Linked DNA regions of Mus musculus: regions 1, 3, 4 and 5 are each linked to region 2. Evidence: chromatin loops called from intact Hi-C (ENCODE). Cell type or tissue: left cerebral cortex. All regions are shown on one strand. Region 1 overlaps Zfp827 (zinc finger protein 827). Region 2 holds the start of Zfp827 (zinc finger protein 827). Region 3 holds the start of Rbmxl1 (RNA binding motif protein, X-linked like-1). Region 4 has its middle 66 kb from the start of Gm39204. Region 5 overlaps Zfp827 (zinc finger protein 827).

Region 1 (5,000 bases), 97 kb before region 2:
GCAGGCAAGTAGGATCACACCCAGCTTCGATGTTCAGGCTGGAACCCGGGACATCACGCGTACTCAGCAAGTCATTCACCGGCGGAGCCAGGTAAATCAGGCATGCTCCGCAAGTCATCCACCGGCGGAACCGTGCACATCACTCATGCTCGGCAAGTAGTCCACTGGCGGAACCGTACACATTGAGTTCTCAACTGCATTTCATGGTTACTGCAATCTTCTCCTTAGGGAGTGCATATTTTGTTATCCTTAACTATCACATTCTTTAATTTATTTGTTAACAGTTTAGAATAAGAGATGATTAGTATAAATAAATATATGCATACACATAAACATATGTTGTGTATGTTTGTTTTCTAACATATTTATGAGTGATGGAACATGAAAAAATAACCTTAAATGAAAGACAACATGGGTTTAGTGGAACTGAGGAACCCGTTGTCTTCTTAGGACCTCAGACAGGAGGACCCCTCCTCTTGAGAGAGCTCACCTATGTAGTCACTAATAAAAGAACCCTGGGTGGCAGCCAAGAGAAATTAGGGAGAAAAACATCCAAGATTTAGTGCTGAGTTTCCACCCTGACATTATGAGACTGAGAATATTTTTTATTCAAACCTAAAATGTACGTAATAAACAGAGATGTCTTGTGAGCTCAGAACAGGGTCTGGGACCTGTCACCTATCATGCTGGATACACTTTCAAAAACAGAGACTGAAGAAAGCAAAACGTGAGCTAATCTCTACATTGGCAAAGGTCAGCTGGGCATTTGCCTAAAGCCTGAGGCTGGCGCTGCATGGTGGGGGCTCCAGTCCCGTGGGTGACAGGAGCCACGGCACACTGTCATCTCATTCCCGGCACAGGCACCTGGGCATGGTCTGCTTCTGCTTTTGGAGGTGAGGAAGGAGCTATGAGTACCCCATTCTCCTGTTTCATAAACATGGTGGCTTCTGGCAGGGGCGGGTCATCTAACAACAGAACCTTGGAAACAATGAAGAACTAATGGCGTTGCTCATTTTATAAGATGTGAAATGGCATGGTGGCAGTATCCTTATTTTTTTTTAAAGAGACATAGTTCTGAAAACCAGGGAGTGGAGCAAGTGAGATAGCTCAGCGGGGAGAGACAGTTGGAGTTCAATGCTTGGAGTCCACATGGCATAAAGTGAGAACTGCTGCCTGAAAGTTGTCCTTTGACCTCCACATGACACAACTGCACACACACACACACACACACACACACACACACACACACGTTACTCACTCACAAATTAATGAATTAATGAATGAATGAATTAATTAATTAATTAAAATGGCGAATGCAGGCCTTTCCGAGTTTCACATAATCTTGGCCTGCCTCTGTCTCTCTGTCTTGTTCTTCAGTTCCTGGTTGTACAGGAGCCTTAATCTTAGCAAGTCAGTTTGGCAATTTATAGCAAAGGCCTGAAAAATGTTAATGCTTTCTTTTCCTGTCTGTGCACACATATAGGCATGTGAAAGCCAGGAGGTGACTTTCGGTGTCTTCCTCCATTGTTCTCATATATATATATATATATATATATATATATATATGAGGCAGCTAGCCCTCTGAATCTACACTTGGAGTTGCAGCAAGTGCCAGGAGTCCACTTGTCTCCCCAACACTAGAGTTGCAGATGGGCATTGCTTTTAGGGTGCTCCAAGCTTAAGTCATCAAGGAGGTGTGACAGGCAAGTCTCCCACAGCTCTCCTCCTTTAGCTCAGTGCCTTAGTCACTTCATCTCCACACCATTTGTAACATTAGTTACATTGGTAACAATGTGGAAGAGGCGGGCTTACAGCTCTCCTCCTTTAGCTCAGTGCCTTAGTCACTTCATCTCCACACCATTTGTAACATTAGTTACATTGGTAACAATGTGAAAGAGGCGGGCTTCTGGGTAGTCAATCATGGTAGTTACGTAAGTTATGACATACGGAAATGCTGAATGATGCTAGACAAGTCTTAAAAGAAACAGGCTGAGTTACACCAAGGAACTCAAACCTGCTGTAGAACATGGTCTAGGTTAATTGAGGGTGTAAAGCTGTATGTATGGTAGGATCTTGTTTTTATAAGAAAATATGCATACATAAAAATAAATTCTGCAAATATACCCGTTACCAACTTAGAAGTGGGCTCTCTGGGTAGAAGGCTTATCAGTGATGGGGATTATTTAAGTGTATATTCTATATACTTCAAAAGTTGGTTATCTTCAAAACTTCTCACTAAAACTCTGTGGTTTGACTGTTTAGATCATTTACTTTTAAAAAGACTTGGCCTTTCAAAACATGAATATGGAGGAACAGTTGTAACAAACAAACCAACCAACCCAAGCAGTCAGAAACAGAAACAACCTGGCAACACTGTAACCTTCAGCACAGGTTTCCTAAGTCTACACACTATGCAAGGAAGGGAGGCTGCAGAAAAAAAAATGGAGGATAGAAAAGCCGGACATTTCAGGGAGAAAAACAGCTCTCTCTCTCTCTCTCTCTCTCTCTCTCTCTCTCTCTCTCTCTCTCTCTCTCTCACACACACACACACACACACACACACACACACACACACACACACAGTGGTTTCCACTTTGAATTGTACAGTGGCATCTATTTCTGGTCTTCTTAAAGGCAGGCCGATACACAGAACCTAATCCCAAGGTTTAGGGTCCAGGTTCCGGGCTGAGCTTCAACATTCAGCCACAAAAAGCCAAGAAACTTCCCAGGGCAGGAAGCACAATGCAGGCCTTGTCAGGGCCGCTGAAGTGAAGAGGCCAGATCAGGGCAACCCAAGCCACCACAGACCAAGGAAGGGAACCTAGCACACCCGGATGCATGAAATGTCAGCTCCTAGACGACCAGGTCTCCAGGGAGAATGTGACTTCACACACAAACTAGGACAAGGGGCTTTCTGTGGAAGGCCACCCAGGGGGGCGCTGTCCTCTCTGCAATGGTGCAAGCATATCCATGCAGCACGAATGCCCCTGTGGTCTGCTGTCATTCGAGAGCTGTCCCACTGTGAAAGGTCACCTTCTGCCTATTTGTTGAATGTGTAGTCTGGGGAAGATCCAGAGAAAACCCCAGACAAGAGCAGGGCTGTGGCCAGCACCCAAACTGCACTGCCTTTTGGTTCCACCACTGGTTACAGCGCTTGTCACAGACTCTGGCTAACCAACCCCTCAAAGAGTCTTCAGCCAGCCAGGAGGAAGAACACACTGGTGCATGGGAAATGAAGAAAAGAGACCAGGGGCCTCTTCAGACCCTGAAAGGAACTCTAAAGCTGCCCCTTCAGAGACACACAATGAGCCCCCCCACATACACACACACACACACACACACACACACACACACACACACACACACACCCTGATTACTGCACAAAGAATTTCAAGAGGTTCAGGTATCCATAATAAAACTATTTTCAAGAATCAATTTCAATTTCTTTTGACAGATGAAGGTTTAAAGATAACTTGATGAAGTATTGCATTGGAAAGACTCTCAAGTCAGTGTGTGTCCAAGGCTGCAGCAGGTATCCTCGTAGGCTGTGCACAGCTCAGAAGCATCATGTTAGAGGCTGGGGGATGACAGAAAATCTAAATATTTCTTAGGACAGTATGCTGAAAGGTGACAGAGTATACAGGAAGAATAGCTTCAAAATTCGTGGAAATAACCATGTGACCCCCTCAACAAGCTTGGTATCACTAAGAAATAAAAATGAATTAGAGTGTCTTAATTAATTAGGAATCCATAAAATTAATACCGATGCAATATTAAATGTTCCGCTGTTCTCTGTGTATTTAATTTGAATGTCACAAAATATGAACAGTAAATAGGATATAAAGAGAGAGATTCAAAAATCAGCAATTTCATTTGCTGTTTCCTGTTTCTCTAATTGCTTCTGTCTCACTCAGTGTCCCCGTGTAATTTTTCACTCCTAAAGTAATAACACCATCATTCTCTTAGATTCTCCAAAGAAGTGAGAGGGGAAATAGCACGAGCGGGGGCAGCACATGATGCTGTTTAGCAATCTGCGAAATTTCTATTACTAAGTCATAAATATTTAAGGGCATGCATCTAAGCTGCCACGCAGGAAAATTCTATATTGGACACTATCAAGTGAATGTGCCTTTTTAGTAAACAACATTTTCTGCCATTATCTAAATCATAGAAAAATAGCCTACATTTCAGATTTGGAAAATTGGGCAAATTAAATGTTGGTCTGCATGGCACGATACGAGTCTGTCTCTCCCTGGTTTCTACTTTCTGTCCAGGAATGGATAAGAGGCTGATCCGGGCAAACATGGAGCTCTTTTTGGAATGAAGTGAGGCATGTGTGTGCAGTCCTGACGTCTAGGCCTGCAACCTGACCTTGCCTCTACAGACACTGGATTATTAATGGGAGAAGAGGGAATACAGGATAAGACAGGTTCTTGGAAGCCATTGTTCAAAGTTCGTGGTGTTACACAAAGCTGGACTTGTCCAGCTCACCTGCTGGGAGCTACGGCTGCTTACTCTAGGGTTCCATTTGCCTACTTCCAGCTTACACAGCACCTGGCCAGCTGGGGGCATGGAGGAAGATTCAGTTCTTCTTTTTATTACTAAACCTTGAAATCTAGTGTGTTTTCATCTAGCAAATGACCATAATGGCTGGTTATCTGCTCCCTGTGGAAAGCAGGCCTGTGCTGGTAAAGGAAATATAAAAAAATAAAAAGGATTTATTCAACTCATCCATAGTCTGTCCTTCCGCTCTCCTGAGTCTGGCAAGGACTCTCTCCTCGGTGCCTGTCAGGAAGACACCATTAGGCACACCCAGGACACGCTCTCAAAGGACACCACAGGCTTCTTTACACATGAGCTTTCCAGACTCTTAAGGTTAACCGTGTGAAAGGATGGTGGTTTTAGAATTTGCAGGCTGCATTCAGTGCACATGCCCTTCTAAGGACCCAGACAAGGGCAGAGGGGCAAGGGCAAGGCAGAACCGCATGATCTAATCTTGC
Region 2 (5,000 bases):
TGAAATTTGAAAGTGCTGATTAGCATGGGTTTATGGACATACAGACGCAGTAAGTGCATTAAAACGACCTTCCTGAACCCGTCCCTCTTAGCCTCATAACAATCGCAAACATAACAATGCTTGAAAGGTCCCACATCTGCCACACAGTCCTGGAATCTGCTTCCTCTTCTGAGGCTGGTAGACCTTCTTAAGTTACACTCTTTGAAATTCTGGTGAAGACAAGGGCCTGGGTCAGCTCAAAGGACCTTGAGGCCATTCTTTCAAACATGGCACTGGACTTTATTAATCAAAGAACTTTTGTGAAAGAGCCATCAACAGCAGTTGAGTCACATTTTAAGTCCCAAAATGAAAATAACTTCATTAAGCCAAGAAACAGAAGCCTTTATTTTGAATAATAATTTTTAAGCCTACCCCCCAAATATATCGGCTTAACATCCTTGGCTGAGTGGGACTTCCAAAAGTTACTACAGACCTTCTCTTTGATATGTAAATAGAAGGACCACTTCATCTTCCCAGGACATACCACTTTTTCTAGTACATCTGAGACGTCCCATGTAACATAAACATGACACACATGTGTGAGCACACACACATACTCCCTCCCCCACTTACTTTTGAGGCCCAGAAGAAAATGACTGTAGAATTTTAAATCAGAAACCCAAAGCTAAGGTTAGTAGTGTCAGGTTAAAGGCTCGCCCATCTCCAAAGCTAATTCGGTTCTGAACAGTCCCAGGGGTGTCTAGCAGAACAGAAGGAGCTAGGAAACCCTAGCAGGCAGGAGCCCAGCCTGGGGAATTGCTAGTACTCTGTGCCAGGAGCCAAGGCTCACCCCAGACTTGGTATCAGATAATACCAAGTGCTCGCCTGGATTTCCAGGACTAATCCACTCTAGGGTGGACTATCCAGGTTCCCTGGTGTCTGTACTGTAGGAAGACAGTGGGCTTTGCAGGCCCAGAATGTTCCTAGATAGTATTGTTTAATGTGAGAAGTAGACTCCACTCACAGAAAACATCTGTATGTGGTAACAGTGTGTGCTCTGAAATTCTTTAGCCCCATTGCTGGGAGTGCAAGGGCCAAGATTGCTGGCAGAAATGGAAAGGATTTCAACTGTTCTACAAATTCAAACAGTAAGTTTGTGTGTGTGTGTGTGTGTGTGTGTGTGTGTGTGCGTGCATGCACACTGCACTTCCTAATATTTACAGGTTCTATCAACTCTTAAATCAACACATCAATAGTGGCTTTAATAACTTTTTCATTTACTCAGAAAGGTCCTTTTGCCTTAAAAGCAATTTAAATTTCCCCAGTTTATTCACTAAACCACCTCTTTGCCTCACCTACAAAACAGACCGAGGGTTGGGGGGCAATTTTTAGGTTTGTCTCTGTATAACTTCTTTAAACTCCAAGATGGCTTCTAACAGGCACCTTTAATCCCAAGCCTCAACTGTGTTTTAACCTTGATACAGCATAGTTCTCCCAGGGAGGGAGCCCTTTTCCCAAACACAAAATAGTTCAGTATTGAAAACTAGGCCGTAGGTCTACAACTATACTCTGTATTAAATGGAAATGAACATTCATTTTTACCCAAATCGATATGCCTCATGTCTGTATATCATTCTCAAGTTTCTAGGATCATCACTGGGCTCTTAGCTGGCCCTGGGTTACTATGACTGACTTGGAAAATACACTATTTGCCCAGAAATTGCTCTTAGTCAAAATGTAAATTGCTTATAAAACATGTGTAAACCCCGCTTAGAAAAGGCAGCACACATGCACACATAAAAATTCATTCAATACAAAAAGAGGTGGAAACGCTTTACAAATTAAGGCTTCCCTTAAAAAGAAGGGGGGGGGAGGCTGGACCGTTTACTGTGCTTCCAAAAGTAAATTGCTTCTTACTTAGGGTAAAGTGGCTTAATATGACTGCAAGGGGAGGTGATTTTTTTTTTTTTTTTTGGAGTAGATAGCAGTATTCAATCTGAGAACCAGGAGAGAGCTCACTCTCAAAAAGAAAAAGAAAAAAAAAGAAAAGAAAAACTTCATCAACAGGCAGCAATCCGCGGGAGAGGCCCACCAGACACCGGAGCTAAAATGGAGCCTGAATTTCCTCTCAGACAGAGGGTAGTCGCAGGAGGTCAGGGTCAAGGTCACCGGCAGGGCAGGCTGCAGCTGCCCGACTGCACTGCACACCACGGGAGGGGCGGCGTTCCAGCCGTCTCAGCCGAAACTGATAAATCCCTTCTCTTCTCCCACCCTCCCTCTAACCCCGCCAACATTTTTTTTTAAGCAGGGGGAGAAGAGAAGAAAGGGAAATGACCAAGTAACCTCACCGCCCTGGTTTTCGCATACAAGCTCATCAGCTCCCAAAGTTGCCATCTAAGGGCAAGTTCGCAGAGAACACTGAAGCCCATTTTGTGCGAGCAGGGCAAGCCTCCCGCGGTGGCGCCCGCCCGGGACAGCAGCCCCCCCCCCCCCCCCCGCCTCGCTGCCCACGCGCGTCCGAGCAAGAGGGAAGCCCGGCCCGGCCATGTGCACGCACACTTCCACCAACTGCTGCGAGTTTTCTGTGAATCGCAGCGCGGAGCCTCCCGCCTCGCCCGCCCCGACTGCGCCTCCTTCTCCTCCTCGCACAAAATTTTCCTACACTCGCAGCCGCCTGCGAGTGATTTTATGTGCATATATATTACATATGTGATATTATCCTCAGAACCTCTAGCGGGCAGGCGAAGAAAGGACTGCACGGGGGCATTTTTTTTTTTCCTCCCTAAAGGAAGGGGAAAAAAAGCATAACCCTAGCCCTGTGCGTCGACTCCTTGCATACCGGGAAGGGGGAAGAAAAGAGGAATGTTTGCGGAGCAGACTGCCCGCGCGTGCCCTTGCTCGCCACTCCGGGTGCCACCGCGCCCGCCCGGGCCACAGCAGCCCTGCGGACCCCTCGCGTGGGCACCGCCGCGGAGATTTCGCGAAGGAGAGATCGATCGCGCTCGCCCGTCTGCGGCGGAAACACACACGCTCACACATAACCCGAGACACCATAACCTTAACCCTTCCCCCACCCTCCGTGAACTTCAGGTGACCGACCACGTCGGCCTGACACCCGCGCGGGCAGGCGCTCCGGCTCCGCTCCCGCCCCCAGCCCGGGTTTTGCAGGATCGGGCTCCGAGCAGCGCCAAGCCGCCCCGGAGAGGGGAGCTGAGCAGGGGGGGGGCGGGAGGGGGGAAGAGGAGAAACTGACCCTCCGTCTCCCCCGACCCCTCCCTCCGGCGCCTCCCGCGTCCCCTCCTCCCGCCACCCCGCCCCACGCCTTCTCCCCTGCCCCCTCTCCCCTGCATTCAAGGAGCCCGGCGGCCCCGGGGGGGATATTTTTAGTTGCTTCTTTCTCCTTCACTTTTAGCTTCAGCAGCATCTCGGAACACTCCGAGCGGAGAGCTTGTGGGGGGACGAGGGGGGAGCCCGAGAGGGAGTGGGGGAAAAGTTAAGAGTCTCGCAAAGAAAAGCGGGAGGGCGGCGCGGAGGGACCCGAGGCGCGGGTGGAGGAGGGGACGGGGACCCGGCCGCGCAGCCCGGCGCGAGTCTCCAGTTGGCGTGTGTGGCTAGGGCCAGGAGGGCTGGGATGCACTTTAGTCACGGACTCTGCTCGGGCTGGCGGGGCAGGGGGGTCTGCGAGCCCGCGTCGCCCCGGCTCTGTCTGCTCCGCCTGACCCCGCATTTTATTGCGGCCGGGAGCCCTGCTCCGCCCTCCCCTCGGCTCTGCAGGGACCTCGCGCGCCGCGCGCCGCCCTGGCTGCCTCGCCTCAGCCTCGGCGCGGCTCCCGCACCCCACATCCGCTCGGCTGCCCGGCCTCGCCCCCCGATCGGCCACCCGCGCCCCCCGGCGCCCCCACACCCTCCTCGACCGCCCCTGCCTTCCCCTCCGCCACCGCCTCCACCTCCGCCTCCAGCTCCAGCTGCCCGCGGCTCCGGGGCCGACCCACCCCGGCGCAACCTTTAGCCGGAGACCGACCTCTCCGGTCCCCAGCCCGGCGGGCGGCCGCGCGCCCTCGCCCCGACACCCCCAATCGCCATGTCACGGCCTCGGCCCTGCGCGCGCCCCAACCCCGCACCCTTGTGCACCGGGATCCACACGGAATTTCTTTTTTTTTTCCAAGATTGCAACCTCTCCCACCTCCCCCCACCCGCGACAAAAACCCGGCATCCACACTACTCCCCTCCTCCCTCCTCTCGCCCCCTCCCCCGCAAACCGGAGTGAGGAGGGGGAGGGAAAGGGGGGAAAAGCCCGATCCCAAGGAAAAAAAAGAGGGGGTCGAGAGAAAGAAAGAAAAAGAGAGAGAGAATAGAAAGGGCACGGGGCTGATCATCACCAACATGGCTGCCTCGGCATAGACCTAAACGAGGAGTAACCCGGGCTGTGTCTTTGTCAGTTTCACCTCTGTAACCCTAAACTAATGCAGAAAACAACGGCGGAGGCTGCGGAGGGGAAAGAGGAGAGGGAGGGCGAGAAAATGGCACGAGAGGAGGTGGAGAAGGGATGACTTACGTGAGGGAAGGCGCTTGGGCTGCTCCTGCTTCCTCCTGGGCATTTTCCCCCTTTTCTCACATTCTCCTCCTTGGTTAATGTGAGATCAAATAAACCCCCGTGGGGGCAGACAGGCAGACACTGGCAGGAGCGGGGAGGTAGTTGGGGGGCGGGCAGGGGGAAACCCCTTCTCTCCGGTGTGTGCAATGGGTTGAAGCTTGTTTCCTGGAGCCAGAAGAGGGGTTTTCTTCTTTCCTTTCTTTCTTTCTTTCTTTCTTTTTTTTTCCTTTTTTTTTTTTTTTTTTAATTTTTTGGTCGTGCACCTGGCTTGTCCCCGAGCGTAATATTCTTCAATGGAAACGGATCTAATAGGTGTGAGTGTGTGTGTGTCCTGTGCTCGCGTGTGATGGGAGGTATAAATAAATGAGCGCCGGTGCGGCGGTGTCTATGGCCGCGCGCTGTGTCTCCGAGCCCCTAACACTAATGT
Region 3 (5,000 bases), 520 kb after region 2:
ATTGATTTATTTGTTTGGGGGTTTCCAGACAGAGTTTCTCTGTGTAGCCCTGGCTGTCCTCTGTAGACCAGGCTGGCCTTGAACTCAGAGATCTGCCTCCTGGTGCTGAGATTAAAGCTGTGCACCACCCCCACGAAGAAAAAAAAAGCCTATAATACTACCATAAGGATTGTTGGAAAATGAAACAGTATTTCTAAGACACAATAGTGTAAAAAAGTTCAATAAGCAGAATCCAAGGGAACAACTGAGCTCACAGAGTCCATCTTGTATCTGCCAGAACAAGAAACTCTAGGGAACTGATTCACCATCAGCAACCTTCCTGTCCACTCAGCACTGGGGAAGGCAAGGGAAAAGGCATTTGGCAAACCCAGACATGCGGGGCTATAGGCCACACACGTCAGCAGGAACTCCATCTCAATGCTGAGCAGAGATCTAGCCTCACTGTAACCAGTACAGTGGAGCATCGTAAGTAGCCTCAAAGACAGGAGCATGTCACTTCTCCCAGCTCCAGGAACAAGAGATTCCCCCTTCATTTGACTGAACTCAAAATCCCAACTTAACAGTTTCCCAAAGGCTCACAGAAAGGTTGTTTCTAAAACTAACTGGTAACTATACATACTCTATGTTGCATTTAAATTTTAAAATATGTTAAATTTAAAGGGGAAAAAATTAAATATAGAAAGCTTTCCTATCGAAATCACTGTTTAAATAATTCAATCCAAACGATTCCAGAAGTTACTCTAAATGGAGAAATTAGGGCTGGGGAAAGAAAAAACACTATTCAGAGAGATCATCCATTCACTTCTGTAAGGTTTTAATAACAAGGTAAAATTTCAAATATCTACATGGGCACCTCCTACTTGGGAAAGACTGTGTGTTCTTCTGTCCTTATTTGGGTCCATTGCATGGTTGATATATTCGATCTGCCAATAAACCTGGAACCTAACTCATGAGGTCAAAAACATATGAACTGAAGAAACTCAATTAATATCTATGAAAAGCAGAACAAGGTTGTCTGAAGGTGGGGGAGAGGGTATAAAACGCCAGTGACACGTCCCATGTTCCCACCAGTGTCCACAGGTCACATTACAAAGCTCCTACTATTCAGAGATTGGAGCGGAGGTTTTAACCCATCCACACTTCCCTGCCAAAACATACAGTGTGCATAGTCTAACACAGTCTGCAACTGTTGGACGGCTGCTGTAGTAACGGCAGCCCAGCAGCACACGGAAGTAGTGTCCCGTAAGGAAAGAGTGCAACGTGTCAGTACAATTGGGAGTTTTAGTCAGCAACTAAGGCACACTAAAAATTGAAGTTTGGAGCAAGGGTATCCTTTTTTCCTTTTTCTCCTATCCGCCGCTCCCGCCAATAATCTCCCCCAAACCCCTTTCTCTCCAACAGACTTTTTTTTGGGGGGGGGGGGCGGCAAAAGGGAGGAGTCGGAAATAGACTGGATAATGAGGTCTATTCCAGGATAGATAAAGAACTCCTGGCAACCTATAGTCCCTTGGGATGGGATGCTACTAAGAACGAGAGGAGTAACTTTCAGTTTCTGTACCCTCACTCCGGCACTGAGCAGAAGTCATTGATTGCCCGCAGAAAAGGCAACCTGCACTCCCACTCCCCTGCCCCATTCCTAATTCCCTCCTGGGCTAGCAAGTGAGAAGAACCTGCTAAAAGCCCCCCTCTCTCCCGCTGCGAGACAGAGGGCTGTGCCGCAGCCAGGGCGGCCGCTCCTCCCGGGGACTCGCCGACGAGTTCAGAAGTGGGAGCCGGCGCGCTGCAGCCGGCGGAGGTGCGGCACTTACCCCCGTTCACTCCGACCGACGGCTCGAGCTTAGCGGCGCCGATCGCCACCACTATCCCGACCATGAACCATTCTTTCCTCGCCCTCTCCAGCAGCCTCATATTTGTTAGGGCGGGTGGGTTTTGTTTATTTGTTTGGCTGGCTTGCTTTCCAAACTGCGATCCCTAAATCCCCGGGGCGTCTCCACACTTTCCTCGATCCCTCCAGACATGCAGCAGAGCAAGTCAAATTGCCACTCGTAAACTAAAGACCGAGGGGTGGCTCGGGCGGCTCCGAGGCGGGCTGGGAGTAGTAGTACCCAGTGACAGGAAAGCCTCGCTGAGCGCCGCCATCACTACCACGCACCTCAGAATAGACGCGCCCACCCGCCGAGGACCAGGGCGCAGGGGACGTAAAACGGAGGCACACCAGGAGCACGCAAGTGAGACGAGTCACGGGCTGCACTAACAGGACCCGCCGCCGTGCATACACGGCCAAGCTTGGGGAGGCCCGCAGTGGGAGAGAGGGATGAGGCGCCCCAGACGCCCAGCCTCATCATGGGTGTCGCTGCAGTAAAGCTATATTGACGGCGGCCCGAGCCCCGAGACATGCCTTGCAGAGAGCGTCTCTCACTCTGCCCTGAGCCCGAGAGACCCGCGGCGTGCGCTGGGCCGGTACCGGGCTGCGCCGTGGCGGCGGCTGCGCGCGCCAATGCCTGCTATGTCTATGCGCGTATACTCGAGACATTACGGCGACGACCGACGTCGCGTTGACGTTGCGCGGGGGGAGGGGAAGCCATTCGCGGCCTCTGGTTCTCGGCGGGAGCGGCGGCGGCAGACGCGTGTGGCGACCGGCGCGGGAAAGCGGCTTCCTAGTTAGGGAAGCGTTAGCCCCGTGGGTAGGTTGAAAATCGGTGGCCGAGCAGACGTCCGGGACGGCAGGCCCCCCGCCTTCCCGCAGCGGCGGCGGCGGGAAGGCGGGGAAGGCGGGCTGGGCCTTCCCGCCAGGTCGGTGGCCTGCCCGGGCCTTTCTGCCCGACCGCCTCCGCGGCCAAAACCCGCCTCGGGAGTGGGGAGGACGGCCGGGATGGGGCAAATCTTCCCTGGGGGGCGGTGAGAGAGCGACCCAGGCTCCTCCCCACCCGTGTGCCGCGCGTGGGCGGGCGATTCCGGAGGCCGCGTGGTGCGGGCCTTTGCCTGACCCCGAACCACTAAAGCAACAGGACAACTGAGAGGGGGCCAGGAACTCAGAACAAAAGCAGTGAGGGCCAGATCCAGGGTGGAGGGTCTGATGTCCGCCCCCTCCCCCAACCCTCGGTTTCTTGCATTGCATTTTGGCGAATCTATGACATAGTTTCACGAATGGTCTTCCGAGCATCAACCCTTCCTCTTTATGCACCCAAAGAAAGAAAGGAACAAAGTATTGTGGGACATTTTGAAGCAGCCTGGTATCAGCTACTTGAATAGTTTACTATGGAACGTAACGTTCGAAAGGGATTGTACCAGACTTTCATTCTGAATGCATTCAAAGCTTGAAAGAGACTCGGCGTGCAATTTGCTCTATTTAACTTTATCTTGCTGACATGACTCGCTATCCAAAAACTAAGCTGCTTTAAGCAGTTGTGCTATCAGTTCTCAGTTGCACAGCCCCCACTGCTCGGTAATTACGCATCAGGCAGCATGAAGAAAAGCTAATCTCAAGATAAAAAGAACTTAATAGGGAGACATTAAACAATTTACCAGGCAAAAGAAGTACATGAAATGTGATAAAGGCTTATTATAAGACAGTCACAAGGTAAGTGGAGTTCTAGGAAGTAAAATTTATAACATAATTTTCTTCAGTAATTTTGCTTGGTTCAAAAGGAAAAAAAAATCTGCCTCAGTCATCGAATACTCAAAAGGTCATCACAGATAGTGCTGCTTAAGTAAGGCTGCTCACAGAGTCTTTCTAGAGATTTTGACCTGTTTAGAACAAAATCTTAATTCATAGAATATTTTAACCGTAGTTTTGTGAATTGTATTGTCAAGGACTGTATTAGTTTGCTAGGGCTGCTATAACAAATAGTCCCCTCCCCGAGTTAGCTATACTCAGACAATAGACATGTTGTTTTACTGTTGCAGAATAAGGAAATCCAAAATGGAGATATTGGAGGGCCATGTGTTCTAAAGGCTCTTTCCAGCTTCTTGTGGCTGTTAATATTCCCTGGCTTCCTTGATTTAGGTTCTGATGCTCCAGTCTCGACCTGGTTAGGCATCACATCTCCCTCCATATGTTTCAAGTGGCTGCTCTCTGCATCCTTGAGCATTCATTACCTTTTTTCTGTGTGTATCTTTAAAAGATACTTGTCCTTGGATTTAAAGCCTAACCAGATAGTCCAGAATAATGGGTCATATTCATTTAGATTAAGTTTATGAGCCTATATCCTTTCTCCAACTTAACTGGAGTACCATCCCCTGTAAAAGACACGTTTTCCCATGACCTCAGAAGGTGACTTGTAGAAATCAGATGTTGATAGGTATGAAAAGCTGCAGTTCTTCTGAATGTCATACAAAGGTGTGCAGGTGGAGTGTAAGCACCACGTAGGGTGGAGAGAGGAACTAGATTGAGATATCTATAAGCCAAAGTAGTCTAAGAATTACTGACAACCACTGGAAGCTAGGAGGGAGTCATGGTACAGATTTTTGTTAAGGCTTCTGATAGAAACTTACCTTCATACTTCGTGACTTCCTGAACTGTAAGAAAATCAATGTTTTATAACACACCTCCCACCCCCAGCCCTTTCGCAATGCATTGTTACAGCAGCCTGAGGAAACTAATACAATAATATTCACAGGTGCTCGTGTGCAGTAGTCCTAGTGGCTTTTCTGTTCTGTTCTGAGACCCAGCAGCTGTCACCGGTGAGCTACTTGGAAGGCCGATTTGGCGAGCTTGTAGGAGGAGCTTGAGACCTTCACGTCCCCTCCGACTCTCAGCTGGAAGGCAAGATGGTTGAAGCAGATCGCCCAGGAAAGCTCTTCATTGGTGGGCTTAATACAGAAACAAATGAGAAAGCCCTTGAAGCAGTATTTGGCAAGTATGGACGAATAGTGGAAATACTTTTGATGAAAGACCGGGAAACCAACAAATCAAGAGGATTTGCTTTTGTTACCTTCGAAAGCCCAGCAGATGCTAAAGATGCAGCTAGAGATATGAATGGAAAGTCCTTGGATGGAAA
Region 4 (5,000 bases), 90 kb after region 2:
ACCTGTGAGGAAAGCCGGGTATGGTTGTGTGCGGCTGTTGCCCCAGAGCTGTGAGGACGGGTGGCTGGGGCATGTTGCACACCAGCTTTGCTATGAGTTCAGTGAGAGACCCTGCCTCCGGTGACTAAGGCAAATTGTAAAAGAGGAAGAAATCAACCATAGTCATTTGCCAATCTCAGTCTCTACACACACATACCAGGAATGTGCACCCAAATTTTTGCATGAGTGCATGTATACACACATACATACATACATACATACATACATACATACATACATACACACATACACACATACACACACACACATACACACACACACACACACAGGAATAAAAGAAAACTTTTATTCCCACTCATGTGTTTTCTGTCTTATCAGAGCTGGTCAGTCACCAAGGACCTCTATGCTCCTGTGTCTCAGCCCCCTGTCTAACGTCTCAGTCAGCAGCTAATGATATTCTTCTTCATGTAATTGTCTCCTGATTTCCTCTCCACCTCTGCAGCCATTCCTTCTCCATCTCCTATGTAGTCTTCCAGAATCCCTGATTGTAACACATCTGTGTATCTCATGTCTCAATGCCCAGACTCTTCTTTCTATATATCTACAAACTCCTTCATCACATCAGTGTGTCATCACTTGTATCTGATGACTTCAAAGCCTGTATGCCCAGCTGAGATGGCTTGATTTTCTTAACTCAGTTATCCAGCTACCCACTTGAGTTCTCTCTGTAGATGTCTAATGAGCTATCTCAAAAGAAGATGCCCAGAATGAAGCCCATGCCCTCCCTACGGGCATCTCCATCTCATGTGCTCTCCTTTCCATTTACTCAGGGTAAAAACACTGCGTCATGTTGGGCGCTGCTCTTCCTGTGGCCTGTATCACCATCTCATGCCTGTGATCATCAGCGCATCCTGTTGGCTCCAACTTCAAAGCACAACCAGAAGTTGAATGCTTGTGGACACTTTTCCCACTCCTAACTGGAATCTCACTAGCTGGGAACAAGTGTGTTATGGCTTGCCTGGCTTACGGTAGTCACATACCACCTGGCCTTCATGCTTGCCTTTAAACAAGTCAGTCTGTCCTCGGTACAGGATGTGTGTCTGTTCACTGTGAATTGACATTTTTCTGCTCATGGTTCATTATTGTCTTAGCTTATTGAGGGTAAAAGCCAGAGCTTATAAAGACCCTCACTCGATGCTAATAGGATCTGGTCACCAATCACCTCTTGACGTCCAACACCTTCCTCCCCTTCTCTCCACAGCTTTATTGGGTCTTGTTACTCTACCAGGATGAGCCCACTCCTATAGGTTCTTTGCATTAAATCATCATGCTCCAGAGTGTTCTCTCAGTGAACAACCCCTTTACTTCTTGAAGTCTTTTTCATAGACACCATGGTAAGAGACAAAATAGCAATGCCTATAGAGATTGTGCCAGAGAATATGTCCAAGCTGCAATTCACCAGATGTCTAGACTGTTAGTCAAAGCTGTGGGTAGAAGTGATACATGAAAATGTGCGAAATCTCAACAAAGTTCCCTTCCATTTCTTTCAGGACGCTCATGGATGGTGTGTTCCACCTACATGACCCAATAACCCAAGAAAGGAAACTGCGCCTCTGACACCAAAGAGAGGCAGCGGGAAATTCCAGGGTGATCTTGCTGGGAAGTCCTGGGAAATGTCAGTAAGTCCAGGAAGAGAACACTGCAGAGGAAGACAGTGGCATAGAAGTCGCCGAATGCATCTGCTAATACTAAGGACACAGATCTGGTTTTGTAGGCTGGGGATAACATATGAGCATCATGTACAAAACCAGTAGTTTGCTTTCTGTGTAGGGAACAGAGCAGCCATAAAAGATATGGTAAACACAATCATAATGTCTTAATTGTCTCCTCTCTGCAGTACTTTCCCAGTTATAAGAATAGCTTAATCCAAAATCGTATTATAGCCATAGTAGGGGGATTTAAGAAGATATAGCAGCGAAGAACCATGCCATATTCACATAACACAGGGATACTGGCAGTAGATGGTTTGTATTGAACAATAGCAGAAGAGCCTGGAGAATGAGTGAGGCCCGAGTCCTGTTAACAGGTCATTCAAGAAAAAATTGTGCAGAGAAATATTTCAGGAAGATATATTTGGTAGCTGGGTGAAGGATGAGTGAGTCATGGAAAAGACTAGAATACTGTTTTATTTAAAGATATGATTTTAAAGGATCCGTGCTTTTGTGTGTGTGGTTTTTTTTTTTAACTATAAAATGGGGTCAAAGTTAGTTTCATGTCAGCCTGGAAGGTGGTCCTCCTGTGAAGCTGGATGCTCTCCCTGTCACCTTCTAACTGGGAGATGCTGAGCTGACAAATGAAGGAAGAAGAGGCAGACACAGGGTTTCCACTGGGCAGCAGCTTCTTCTTAGCCAAGACCCTTGGGAGACAACCAGCCACGGGTAATACCACACTCCACAAATTTTCATCTTCCTGTACTTGCAGCAAAATTTATTTTGTAAGTTAGATACAATAAGGGCTTTGCAGCATCAATTAAGAATAACAATAACAAAGAATAATTACAAGCATATGCTGTGATAACTTATTTAAATGTTAGGAATGTTTCACCTCTTGATTTTGTCACTTTCCCACTAAAGGTGGACTATCTGGTGACTGACTGAGACTGAACAGACAAAGCACAGTAGGGTGGGCGATTGTATACAGCCCTGGAAGTAGTCTAATGAAGTTCTTCCTGGATAATTTCACACTCTTCCCAAAGTCCATCTTCTGATATGCATCCACTGACTTTCCTTCTGTCTTTCCCATGTCCCCTCCATCACTGTCTGCATAATACCAAGGAAAGCCAGCTCCATAGCTGGACATTTTATTTCCTCTTCAAAGAAGCTACAGATAGAGATAGTGACAGGCCTCAGTGCAGTGTGCAGGATGTCCTCGGGGGAGTGTACAATGAGGTCATCCCTCCAGGGACTGTTCTCAGGCAATGATGCAATACAGCCTAACTGGTCACTGGACTCTTCTAATGGCCCGAAGGAGCTCTGGAGTTCCCCACTTCAGAGATAAGAGTTTTTTTCTGAGGTATACTTCCCTTTGAGCCTTTCCCTTTCACAGCTGTCAGACCTCCATTGTGACCTGAGGGTTTGACCCCTTTGTCTTCCCCAGGTCTTTGGTCCAATAATTATTTTACATTTTTAGTTCCCTCTGATACCCACTCCTCAGAATACTGAGCCGTCACAGTTAGAACCAGGATCTATCCAAGAAAACAGATATGAAGCAAGGTCTGGGGAACGATTCACTAGGTAACAAAAGGATCCCACCTGGAACAGGATGTGGGGCATAGAGGAAGCTGGTGGTCCATTTGCTAGAGCTCTCATCAGTGGTGATCTGGGAACTCAGACCCTAGGAGGGGAATGACAACCACTAGGACAACAGTCTTGAAGGATTTCTATGACTTGCAGAGGTATTATGAAAAAGGGCCACTAGATACTATGTCATAGTTTTTGTTGTTGTTGTTGTTGTTGTTTTTTTTTTTTTGGTTGTTGTTGCTATCATTAAGTATCCTGACAAAGGCAGCACACAGAAGGAAAGAAGGAAGGAGGGAGGAAGGGAGGAAGGGAAGGAAGGAAGGAAGGAAGGAAGGAAGGAAGGGAGAGAGGGAGGGAGGGAGGGAAGGAAGGAAGGAAGGGAAGGAAGGGAAGGAAGGGAAGAAAGGGAAGGAAGGGAAGGAAGGGAAGGAAGGGAAGGAAGGGAGGGTTGATAGAAGGGAGCAAGGGAGGAAGGGAGGGAGGGAAGGAAGAAAAAAGAAAGGAACAAAGGAAGGAAGAGAGGGAGAGAGGGAGGGAGGGAGAGAGGTTGGGAGGGAGGGAGGGAGAGAGGGAGGAAGGGAGGGAGGATGGACTAATGGAGAAAAGAAGGGCAGGAAGGAAGGAATGATGAATGGATGGAAGAAAGGAAAGAACAAAGGAAGGAAGAAAAGAAGGAAGGAAGGATAGAAGGAAGGGTGAGTTTGTGTTGGTTCCCAGTTGAAGTACAGTCCATCATAATGTGAAGCCAAGACAGAAGGAAAGTGAAGCAGCTGGTCACATTGCATCAGTAGTCAAGAGGAGAGTAATGAATCCTGACACTCTGCTCACATTCTTCTTTTTATACAGTCCAGGATCCCAGGGAATAGTGACACCCACAATGGGCATGTCTTCCCATCTCAATTAACCTAATCAAGATAACTGCCACTGGTACGTCTAATGGTCTGTCTCCCAGGTGATTCTAGACATCATCAGATGTGAACATTAACCACCACACTGCATGTGATGCCGTTTTGAAATTAGGCAGGTGGGACTAAAGAGGTGGTTTAGCAGTTAAGAGCATTGGCTGCTCTTACAGAGGACCTGGGTTCAGCTCCCTGTACACACATATTGGCTCACAACCACCCGTGACTCAGCTCTAGGGGATAAAATGCCCTCTTCTGGCTTCTGTGGGCATCCATGCACATTTGTTACATAGCAACACACACACACACACACACACACACACACACACACACACACACACACACACACTTTTTTTAAAAAACAGGGAAGAGACTTGAATAAATTCCTCAAAGAAGTATTTATGGCAAGAGCATCAAGAACATATAGAAACTCTAATTTGATGGTTAAGATGAACAATAGAAATGTCACTAAATCCTGACAAAGATATGTAACTATGGTAACTCCCATGGGTTGACAGTGAGGTGCAAACGTAGCTTCTTTGTTAATCAGTTTGCTTTGTAGTTGTTGGGACAGGGTCTCACTACACAGCCCACACTGCTCTCAGACTTTGTAGTTGTTGTTGGGACAGGGTCTCACTACACAGCCCACACTGGTCTCAGACTTGGGATCGTCCCCTAAGCTTCCAGTGTTTGCATTACAGCTAGCGGCTTTGCCAATTTCTAAAATAGAAAAGGCCACATTGGCGGATGTGTATATATGGCACAAGATGGACATGCGTTCTAAGGACAACTCAGAGAA
Region 5 (5,000 bases), 110 kb before region 2:
CCATGTTCCCATGCCACTCTGACAGAAAGTGACAATGACCTTTATCTCATGATCATTAAGGATCCCTGATGTTACCTCAGTCGAAGATGCTCACAGCAAGTGAGAATGTCAGGTCTGGTTCTCAGGGAAGTCGCTTTAGAAATACTGGCAACAACCACGGCCAAGGCATTGGGAGGCTCTGTGCTTCTTCTGTGTCTGAGACAGCGGCAGCTGTGAGCTGCAGATACCATCTGCTGATGCCTAGTTAACTGTGCTATTCTCGACTGCTTCACAGTCCACACAGTTCCCACTAGCCTTACCTACTTTGCCCCACTCACGGCCCCAAATGCAGTCACACACGTGGAATTGGCCACGGGTCCCCTTGGCACAGCTCTCCACTAACACTGGGCCCTAGCTGCTAAGTTCTACCTCCTCCCAATACCATGAAGCTGAAAACCAAGCCTTCTGCACACACAGGTCGTTGAGGGAGTTTCAGATCCAACCTCAGCAGTTTATACTGATATACCACAGTCGCCTGTTGAAATATCGCTGTGTTTGCTGCAGGTACTAAGGATATGGTAGATTGCCACTGGCCATAGTGAGCCTCATTCGCCAACTGGGACTCTAAGAAAATCCAAAGGGCTGGCATAATCTTGCATTTGCTATGGAAATAAGTTTGCTAAGGAAATAAAAAGTTGAAATATTTCAAGTGTGGCATTCAAATGACCTAGAAGGAGGTTTCTAAGAACACCAAAGTTTTAAATGATACTCTGAGAAGTTACTTTGTACCTATCTACAAAACAAAGATGAAAAGGAAAGCCATCCCCACCCCTGCCTCCCCATCAGACATCCTCACCCCTGCCTCCCCATCAGACATCCTCACCTCTGCCTCCCCATCAGTCATCCTCACCTCTGCTTCCCCATCAGACATCCTCACCCCTGCCTCCCCATCAGACATCCTCACCCCTGCTTCCCCATCAGACATCCTCACCTCTGCTTCCCCATCAGACATCCTCACCCCTGCCTCCCCATCAGACATCCTCACCTCTGCCTCCCCATCAGACATCCTCACCCCTGCCTCCCCATCAGCCATCCTCACCTCTGCCTCCCCATCAGCCATCCTCACCCCTGCCTCCCCATCAGCCATCCTCACCCCTGCCTCCCCATCAGACATCCTCACCCCTGCCTCCCCATCAGACATCCTCACCTCTGCCTCCCCATCAGACATCCTCACCTCTGCTTCCCCATCAGCCATCCTCACCCCTGCCTCCCCATCAGACATCCTCACCCCTGCCTCCCCATCAGTCATTCTCACCCCTGCCTCCCCTCAGCCACCCTCATCCCTCCTTCTCCTCAGCCATCCTCACCCCTGCCTCCCCATCAGACATCCTCACCCCTGCCTCCCCATCAGATATCTCTTTCCTGGCCTCCCCATTTCTGCACAGCTACCTGCAATCTCTTTGCCACCCTTTTGATTGCAAAACTGACCACTTTCCCAGATCAGTCAACTTTCTGGCCCTGCCTCCCTTGCCTCTATCCAAGCTCTCACTAAGTGATGCCATCCTGGGACTGCAAAAGCTCTCCCTGTGAAGCAACTTTGGGAAATCCCATCTTCTCCGGTGATTCAGCATTTTGCTGCTCAAATGCCGCCCACGGTTTTCTAGAGGCAGCACCCACAACTCACTCTAGACCTGTTAAGATTCTCAAGTGAAGTATCAGTCTCTGTGTTCCCAGCACTGGATTTACTGGGCCCAGGTATGGACTGAAAGATCTGTGTGATACCCTTGGGTCCAGATGCATTCTGAGACTCGCACCTTTTCTGCTTTCCAGCTGGTGAGGTGGTGCACGTCACCGTGTAAAGCAGGGTCCGACAGCAGCATGGGGGCAGGGCTTGATTACCTAATATTCCAGTAACAAACACACAAACCTCCTCCTTGTCATACACCATTAGATTCTCACTTAACTTAATGGGAGACAACTTAAAAATAGTTCATTCGAGGGGCTGGAGAGATGGCTCAGTAGTTAAGAGCATTGGCTGCTCTTCCAGAGGACCCTGGCTCAATTCTCAGCACCCACATGGCACTTCCCAACGGTCTATAACTCTAGCTCCAAGGGATCCAATACCCTCATACAGATATACATGCAGGTCAAAGACCAATGTGCATAGAATAAAATGCGATGATTAAAATAGTTCATTCAAAGACACTGGTTGGTCATTATGATTGCTATCTCCTATTTTCAACTTGACTGGACTACGAACCCTCTTCAGAGGCAATGAGATGAGCCCGTGGGAAAGGGCTCTGCTGCCAAGCTTGCTGACCTGGTTTGACCCCTGCGACCTGAATGCTGAAAAACAGAACTGACTCTTGTGGGCCGCCTTCTGACTTCCATATGTGCTGGGACACTTGGGAACACGTGGGCATTAGTAAGGTAGCCTCTGGGTGTGTCTACCAGGCTTTTCTACGGAGCGTTGGCTGAGGAGGCGATGCCCACCTTCAATGTAGGCGCAGCCTCTCAAGGTTGAACTGAGAAAAGGAGGAAAGCTGATGCTTCAGACCAAGCGCCTCCTAGCTCCCGCCTTCTGCTCCACAATGGCTGTCCCATCTGAACCATGAGCCAAACCCTCCTGTAAACTGCTTCTTGTCAGGTATTTGGTAGAAGCAAAGAGATCCTTGAGGCTTCTGTGTCTTGGAGCCATATGAAGGGACCAGGGAGCAGGTACAGGGATATAGTGCCCATTTGCACAGTGTAGACGTGAAGCAAGAGTGTTTGCCCTCAGAGTCTCTACACTGCAAACTTTGGTCTTCTCTAGTGAGGGGGTCGCTGGGGCTCTCCTGACAGTGCTGTCTTTGGTTGAGGATCACATGTCCACAGTGGTGTTTTAAATCTTCTCATTTCACTTCCGTTTCCAGAGAACTTCCACACCAAAAACCCAAGTCTACCTTTCTTCATTTACTTAGGTAACTGTGAACACATCAGGATCCTTTGGTTTCTAACTGCCTAGAGAGGGCTCTCTGTTCAACAACAGGTTGATTGCTCTTTACGAGGGTCGATTTGCAGGTTTAAAATCCCAGTGATGTTCACTCCATCTCCCTCCAAATAAGATCTAGCTTTAAAGTGTGAGTTTATATGACATGTAACGCAAAGCTATCACCACGGAAAGCTTCCACGCACAGTGCACATTTAAACATCCACAGGTTTGGCTCCTCCAAACCCCTCCAAGCAGACTTAAACACAGCTAAGTCAGATGTGACGCCTGCAACACAGGGTTTATATATACATCATGGGACACTGGCGGTACGGGTCACAGCACTCTGGCAGGCAATTCCTAGGCAGTTATTTTGACATTAGAAAGTCACAATCCATCAACTTAACAGCGGGGCAATAATTTGGGGGACCGGGATAACAGCTCTTCAAATGACACAGTAGGGAGCAAGCAGCGGCTCCAAGAGGCCCTGCCTGAGAAGAGAGATAGAAAACTAGGCAGAATCTCCTCAGCCCCTAGAACCGATCATGACATCATGTCTTCTTGCTGACCATATTTCCTCCCGGGGCTGAACAGAAATGCCCTCCCACAGAGCCAAAGAAAATGGCTAGACTCTGGTTGGCTGTGTGGAGACAAGAGATGGCTCTGCCTAACACTTCTAGGTTGAGAAAGACAGACTTCCGCTCTGCAGGGCACACACTGTGATGCCCACAGCGGCTTCAGAAGAAGCCACTGAACTTTTCAACACGGCAAGTTACTCCGCTCTCAATATTCTGTGAAACAGAGCTCCTGGGGGTTGTGGGCTGTCCTTAGACTAGATTCCAGAAAGAGTTCCAGGGCCAGGAACCCTGATTGAAACCCTTCCTACATACACACATGCACACGCGCACATGCACACAGAGCCTCAGCCCCCATTCTGCTCTCAGGCTCAAACGCATGAGAATGGGTTCCATCAAGTGCTTTTGAATGTCCGTCAACATCCAGGAGAGAAGGTGCGACGGCAGAGCAGGTAATCGGTTCTCAAATGCCCCATAATAATTGTGAACACACACATATCACACACACACACACACACACACACACACACACACACACACACACACACCCTCAGGGACAGGTGTGCCTTCCTAAAATACTGACAAAACATAAGACACATTCTTTTCAGGTTATACCTTCTGCGTGAATGTGTGTGTGTGTGTGTGTGTGTGTGTGTGTGTGTGTGTGTGTGTGTACATGCATGTATGTGTAGGCCAGAACTCAACACTGAGTGTCGTCTCCAGCTGTTCTCCACCTTAGTTTTTGACACAGGGTCTTTCATGGACCTGAAGCTGCACTTGGGTAGGTTGGCTGCTCAGCAAGCCCCAGGGGTCCTCTGTCTTTTCTTGCAGTCCTGGGACTACAGGTGAGCACTGTGGCTCAGAATATGTGAGAGCTGGCATCCGACTCAGGTCCTCGTGACCGTGCATCAAGAATTTTACTGACTGAGCCATCTCCCTGCCCTTATTCTCTGTGTTAAAGAAAAAGAAATTCACTACATGGACAAAATGTCAGCAAGGAAGGGATAAACAGATCTTAAAACAAAGACAAAGGGGTTACCATAGTCTGCATTTTATTGTAATGCACTTTTGTGGCGGTTTCAACGGCATCTCTCCCTTGGCTCTGAAACCCACCCTGGTAGGAATGGCTGCAGTGTCTAAGCCACGAGCATCTGAAGACACACATTTCAGAAAAGCTGTTCTCAAGCACCCAGTGGTGGAAGCAAAGGCAGCAGTGTGTCCTTACCTGGAGCAGACACTCTTCCGTGCAGCACAGATTCACCAGGCAGCAGATCTTTTGAATTGGAGGTGAATGGTGATTGTCTAAATGTGTCTTCTGAAAAGAAAGGGCTGGGGTAGGGGAAGAGAGGTGATGGTTAGTAAATTAAAGTTACTTAAGACACCCAGAGCACCTGGCTCCAAACACATGGACACGCACGCACACACGCGCACAAATACACACTCTCTACTGCATTTAGTTGTGTTTTTTTTTTCAAGTT

Evidence for each region. Hi-C counts contacts between places; a loop is a spot of excess contacts. Peaks named below come from ENCODE experiments on the same cell type or tissue, not always from the same donor. Only the 100,000 strongest peaks of a DNase experiment are listed, where the experiment ranks them.
Region 1: a loop joins it to region 2, with 2.1 times the contacts of the local background. A loop is called at or near these places in 3 of 42 quality-filtered maps.
Region 3: a loop joins it to region 2, with 5 times the contacts of the local background. A loop is called at or near these places in 3 of 42 quality-filtered maps.
Region 4: it touches region 2 in a loop (7-fold over the local background); 3 of 42 quality-filtered maps call a loop at or near these places.
Region 5: a loop joins it to region 2, with 4 times the contacts of the local background. A loop is called at or near these places in 3 of 42 quality-filtered maps.

Annotation. Positions count from the first base shown.
Region 1 is chr8:79,125,513-79,130,512 of GRCm38, reverse strand. All of the region lies in intron 7 of Zfp827 (zinc finger protein 827), which reads right to left. Among named protein-coding and RNA genes, the nearest start is that of Gm30271, 74 kb to the left of the region's middle. In left cerebral cortex, a CTCF peak has its summit at 2,920; a DNase peak (open chromatin) is centred at 1,767.
Region 2 is chr8:79,028,264-79,033,263 of GRCm38, reverse strand. Zfp827 (zinc finger protein 827) reads right to left here and starts at 4,827. Exons shown (of 15, transcript NM_178267.3): 1 at 4,535-4,827. The coding sequence starts at 4,577. In left cerebral cortex, CTCF peaks have their summits at 2,070 and 2,720; DNase peaks (open chromatin) are centred at 3,026, 3,524, 4,101, 4,415 and 2 more places; H3K4me3 peaks cover 3,036 bases; H3K27ac peaks cover 2,993 bases.
Region 3 is chr8:78,506,483-78,511,482 of GRCm38, reverse strand. It overlaps Rbmxl1 (RNA binding motif protein, X-linked like-1), which reads left to right and starts at 2,555. Exons shown (of 2, transcript NM_001252089.1): 1 at 2,555-2,684; 2 at 4,666-5,000. The coding sequence starts at 4,771. Slc10a7 (solute carrier family 10 (sodium/bile acid cotransporter family), member 7) reads right to left here and starts at 2,155. Exons shown (of 12, transcript NM_029736.2): 1 at 1,809-2,155. The coding sequence starts at 1,908. In left cerebral cortex, a CTCF peak has its summit at 2,277; DNase peaks (open chromatin) are centred at 2,158, 2,529, 2,985, 3,289 and 1 more place; H3K4me3 peaks cover 2,830 bases; H3K27ac peaks cover 1,624 bases.
Region 4 is chr8:78,938,242-78,943,241 of GRCm38, reverse strand. No RefSeq gene overlaps it. Among named protein-coding and RNA genes, the nearest start is that of Gm39204, 66 kb to the left of the region's middle. In left cerebral cortex, no CTCF peak of the experiment used is centred here; DNase peaks (open chromatin) are centred at 1,089, 1,489 and 2,176; H3K27ac peaks cover 1,770 bases.
Region 5 is chr8:79,136,411-79,141,410 of GRCm38, reverse strand. It overlaps Zfp827 (zinc finger protein 827), which reads right to left. Exons shown (of 15, transcript NM_178267.3): 8 at 4,748-4,851. Among named protein-coding and RNA genes, the nearest start is that of Gm30271, 63 kb to the left of the region's middle. In left cerebral cortex, no CTCF peak of the experiment used is centred here; DNase peaks (open chromatin) are centred at 252, 1,618 and 2,354; H3K27ac peaks cover 795 bases.